Linked DNA regions of Homo sapiens: region 1 is linked to region 2. A link is a loop called in an ENCODE intact Hi-C map of the cell type or tissue named here. Cell type or tissue: breast epithelium. All regions are shown on one strand. Region 1 overlaps EFTUD2 (elongation factor Tu GTP binding domain containing 2). Region 2 overlaps GRN (granulin precursor).

Region 1 (2,500 bases), 500 kb after region 2:
TGCAGCCCACTGTAGGGAGCAGGAGCTCCCAGGAGTCCACGCACTCACATGGGGTAATTGAGCACAACATCCTGTTTGGCAAGTTCCAGCAACATAGGATCATCGAAGAATTTGCTGATGCTCACATCTTCACTGAGGCCCTGCAGGGAATGGGGCAAATATAAGAAAGCCCGAGGTGGTCGCAGACTAAGCAAGGAGACTATCCAAGACCTGTGTTCAGTGGGGAGGCTAGTGGTGGCTGGAATGTAGGTGGTGGTGTTTCAGGAGCCCTGCCTTTAGGGTACTATCACATGGGAGGATAAGGCTCTCCTTTCCCAACGAGACTGGGGCCCAGGTTTGGTTGCCTAAGGAGTATACAGATCATATCTCTACATTGGAAAAGTGTCCCTTAGGAAAAGGGGCCAAAAGAAAGAGAGAGAGATCCTGCTTCTGAGAGTCCTGGGGGGTTGAGGGATGGCAACAGGCCCAAGGGAGACATACCTTCCTACGGCGGGTTTTGATCATGAATTCCCGGGCCAGGTGAGGAGCTGGCTGTGGCTCCAAGGGGCGGATGACAATGCTCTTGTCCAGGGGATCACCAGGCACAATCTAAAAGGCAAAGGAATTTCAGATGGCCCAGGCAGAATTCCCAGAAGATTCAGGCCCAGAAGCAGGACTCTTCTTATTTATTTTATTCCTAAATTTATTACTTATTATTATTTTTTTGAGATGGAGTTTCGCTCTTGTCTCCCAGGCTGGAGTACAATGGCATGATCTCGGCTCAATGCAACCTCCGCCTCCCGGGTTCAAGCGATTCTCCTACCTCAGCCTCCCAAGTAGCTGGGATTACAGGCATGCACCACCACGCCTAGCTAATTTTATATTTTTAGTACAGATGGGGTTTCTGCATGTTGGTCAAGCTGGTCTCGAACTCCTGACCTCAGGTGACCTGCCCGCCTCAGCCTCCCAAAGTGCTGGGATTACAGGTGTGAACCACCATAGCCGGCCCTATTATTTCTTTTTTTTTTTTTAAACTGAGAGACACAGATTCAAGTTGCCCTGAATATATGCTCCCCAGAGGAGGACTCTTCTCCAGGATGCTGTACACCTCACTTAGGGCTTGGAGAGGGATCAGGACAGAAGGGGATGAGGCTTGCAGAGGTGGGAAGCCAAGTCCGCCAGCCTGCATTGCTTTCTCACCTGCCAGTGGTGGAAGACAGACAGAGAAAAGGCTTGTCCCTGGGTGTGAGTCCGGAGATCAGTCTCAAAGCCAAAAGAGTCGATGGCCGGGATAAAAGCTTTGATGGTGTACAGAGGGGAGCCTGGGATGGGTGCATCCTGAGTCACGTGCCCCCTGAGACAGAAAAACAAAGGCTGAGCCTCTAGTCAAACATAGGCCAAAAGCCAAGAAGCAATCCAGCATTTGCTGTCCCCCAAATGCATTCCAGCCCAGAGTTACCATCAAAGAAAGAGTAACCAAGAATGTTCTACAAAAAGCAGAAAAGGCTCAGGGCTCTCAGTATAATTCCCTGTGGAAGTCAAAGTGGCAGCAACCTCTGGGCAGAGGACAGGAGTGGGATGGTGAAGGGACAAGGGCCCAAAGACATTCCCATCACTGACTTGCCTCAGCACTGCCTCCAACAGCTCTGTGAGGAGGGGATCCCAAAAGAAATGTCAATTTTTTTTTTTTGAGACAGAGCCTTGCTCTGTCGCCCAGGCTGGAATGCAGTGGCGCCATCTCGGCTCACTGCAAGCTCCGCCTCCTGGGTTCACGCCATTCTCCTGACTCAGCCTCCCAAGTAGCTGGGACTACAGGCACCCGCCACCACGCCCAGCTAATTTTTTGTATTTTTAGTAGAGACGGGGTTTCACTGTGTTAGCCAGGATGGAGAAATGTCAAATTTTAATCTGCAGAAAAGCGGGGGCTTGCCTCCCTCCGCTCCTACTTCTTTCTGGAAAATCAGCTCTCGGGGTTTCCAGAGAGAGGAGGGTAGAGAAGGCCAACCTCTCTTCCCTGTAGGAGCCGAGGTGACTCTTGTTCTGCTCTTGCTCTCAGCACTCTCCCTAATACGCCTGGGGCCGCTCACCTGCGCCTGGCCAGGACGGTATAAACTGCAGAGACGCAATCTGCAGGGGCCTGGACCTCTACAAAGTAGTAAGGCTCCATCAGACGAGGAGTAGCCTGCAGCAGAGCAAGAAGAAAGGCCCCTCAGCTTGGGGAAGGCTGGGGGCCTATAGTCCCACTTGCTCCTTCACTTAGTCCCCTGTCCAGTGAAGCAGATGGTCCCCTACCGCCCCATTCTCTTACCATGAGGAAGGCAGAGTAGACGACTCTCCTGGCTGTGGGGATGATCTGGCCCCCGCCCCGGTGCAGGGGCTCCTGGGCAACCACCGCATCCAGGATCTTAAACTTGACATTCCGAATCACTGTAAAGGAGGTGGAGGGAGTGACTGGGGAGAGGTTCTGGGCCTGTCATGGGGCCATGGCAGAGTAGCAGTCTCCTGCAACACTGCAGCTGTC
Region 2 (2,500 bases):
AACCCAGGAGCCCAGCTGGCGGGGGCAGCCCTGATTCCTGCCCTTGTGCCCTCATTCATGTGGCATCTGTACTAAGCAACAGCCCTGCTGTGGACAGAGGGGCAGCACTGGGGATAGGAGGGTGCGGGAGAAAGTGCAAGACTCCAGGTCCAGGCGTTGTGGGGGTGGGGAGAGGTCGAGCTGGGCCGGTCTAATACCAACCCATGGTCAGTGGGTGCCCCTTCCCCATGCCATCTTGCTGAGGGAGGGACTGGATTGTGAGGAGGGTGAGTTAGGCCTGCCTAGGAGATCACTGAGCCTTAGTGTCACCCTCAAACCCCAGTAGCTGGGCTTGCAGGCCCTGGTGCCACCAGCTCCTTGTGTGATGGGGGAGTCACCTTCCCTGAGTGGGCTGGTAGTATCCTGGGTCATCTTGTCCACAGGTAACAACTCCGTGGGTGCCATCCAGTGCCCTGATAGTCAGTTCGAATGCCCGGACTTCTCCACGTGCTGTGTTATGGTCGATGGCTCCTGGGGGTGCTGCCCCATGCCCCAGGTACAAATCTGGGGGAGATGGGGGTATGTGGAGGGAAGTGGGGGCAGAGTTGGGGGCCAGGGGCAGGGGGTGAAGACGGAGTCAGGACCATTTTTTCTCAGGCTTCCTGCTGTGAAGACAGGGTGCACTGCTGTCCGCACGGTGCCTTCTGCGACCTGGTTCACACCCGCTGCATCACACCCACGGGCACCCACCCCCTGGCAAAGAAGCTCCCTGCCCAGAGGACTAACAGGGCAGGTGAGGAGGTGGGAGAGCATCAGGCCAGGGGCTGGGGCGGGGCCTCATTGACTCCAAGTGTAGGAAAAAGTTTCCTCCATCCTGGCTGCCCCTCACGTTTGCTCCTCTTCCAGTGGCCTTGTCCAGCTCGGTCATGTGTCCGGACGCACGGTCCCGGTGCCCTGATGGTTCTACCTGCTGTGAGCTGCCCAGTGGGAAGTATGGCTGCTGCCCAATGCCCAACGTGAGTGAGGGGCTGGAGCCAGCTTGGCTGTGTGCCCCCAGCCACCTGGCCCTGACACGCACCTTACAGGGGCTCTGTGGCATGGGGCTGGCTGGCTGCTTGCTGGGAGCCTGGCTGATGCAGGGTTCATGCTACCCCCTAGTGGGGGATTGGGGCAGTGCCAGCCATCAGCCTGGCTGCTCCCTGTGTGCTACTGAGCCTGGAAGTGACAAAGACCCACCCCTGTCCCCACTCAGGCCACCTGCTGCTCCGATCACCTGCACTGCTGCCCCCAAGACACTGTGTGTGACCTGATCCAGAGTAAGTGCCTCTCCAAGGAGAACGCTACCACGGACCTCCTCACTAAGCTGCCTGCGCACACAGGTACCAGAGGCAGGGTGCAGATACAGGGGTGGGGCCCCCTTTCCTCCCTTTTAGGCCTGGCCTTAGGATCACTGCAAGGTGGTGTAAGCGGTACCCTCCATCTTCAACACCTGGTTCCAGCTGTGGAGCCGGCAAAGGGTTGATACCCCTGAGGGTCCCCAGTGCCACTTCTGACCTGTCCTCTCTGCTTCCCTCACAGTGGGGGATGTGAAATGTGACATGGAGGTGAGCTGCCCAGATGGCTATACCTGCTGCCGTCTACAGTCGGGGGCCTGGGGCTGCTGCCCTTTTACCCAGGTACCCAGGGGTGGCGGGTGGGTGGGCTGAGCACAGTGTGGCAGGCAGCCGGGCCCCAGTGCCCACCTGCCCTTCTTCATCTGCCCTAGGCTGTGTGCTGTGAGGACCACATACACTGCTGTCCCGCGGGGTTTACGTGTGACACGCAGAAGGGTACCTGTGAACAGGGGCCCCACCAGGTGCCCTGGATGGAGAAGGCCCCAGCTCACCTCAGCCTGCCAGACCCACAAGCCTTGAAGAGAGATGTCCCCTGTGATAATGTCAGCAGCTGTCCCTCCTCCGATACCTGCTGCCAACTCACGTCTGGGGAGTGGGGCTGCTGTCCAATCCCAGAGGTATATGGGAGGGGACAGCATCTTGGCCTGGGCAGGTGGGTGGCCAAGCTCCTATTGCTTTCTGCCCTCCGCATAGCCCATAGGTGATACCCAGCTCTGACAGATTCGTCCCCAGCTGGAGGTGCTGTAAGCAGGAGAGGCGGGCTGGAGTAGGTAGGGGCTCGGCACTGCGCCCCACATAGTGGCTACCTACAACGCCCTTTCCTGCCCACCCCCCAGGCTGTCTGCTGCTCGGACCACCAGCACTGCTGCCCCCAGGGCTACACGTGTGTAGCTGAGGGGCAGTGTCAGCGAGGAAGCGAGATCGTGGCTGGACTGGAGAAGATGCCTGCCCGCCGGGCTTCCTTATCCCACCCCAGAGACATCGGCTGTGACCAGCACACCAGCTGCCCGGTGGGGCAGACCTGCTGCCCGAGCCTGGGTGGGAGCTGGGCCTGCTGCCAGTTGCCCCATGTGAGTGCCTCCCTGCCTGCCCCTGGATAGGGGAGCTAAGCCCAGTGAGGGGACAGG

Evidence for each region. Hi-C counts contacts between places; a loop is a spot of excess contacts. Peaks named below come from ENCODE experiments on the same cell type or tissue, not always from the same donor. Only the 100,000 strongest peaks of a DNase experiment are listed, where the experiment ranks them.
Region 1: a loop joins it to region 2, with 11 times the contacts of the local background. A loop is called at or near these places in 1 of 110 quality-filtered maps.

What each region holds. Positions count from the first base shown.
Region 1 is chr17:44,851,230-44,853,729 of GRCh38, forward strand. It overlaps EFTUD2 (elongation factor Tu GTP binding domain containing 2), which reads right to left. Exons shown (of 28, transcript NM_004247.4): 24 at 2,288-2,406; 25 at 2,067-2,161; 26 at 1,180-1,333; 27 at 481-588; 28 at 1-140. The coding sequence ends at 45. Among named protein-coding and RNA genes, the nearest start is that of HIGD1B, 4.6 kb to the left of the region's middle. In breast epithelium, no CTCF peak of the experiment used is centred here; no DNase peak of the experiment used is centred here; H3K27ac peaks cover 352 bases.
Region 2 is chr17:44,349,806-44,352,305 of GRCh38, forward strand. It overlaps GRN (granulin precursor), which reads left to right. Exons shown (of 13, transcript NM_002087.4): 5 at 423-535; 6 at 637-772; 7 at 886-995; 8 at 1,232-1,358; 9 at 1,558-1,655; 10 at 1,745-1,990; 11 at 2,210-2,443. Among named protein-coding and RNA genes, the nearest start is that of GRN, 5.8 kb to the left of the region's middle. RefSeq lists a silencer at 976-1,270. In breast epithelium, a CTCF peak has its summit at 1,156 (motif pointing left); a DNase peak (open chromatin) is centred at 1,126.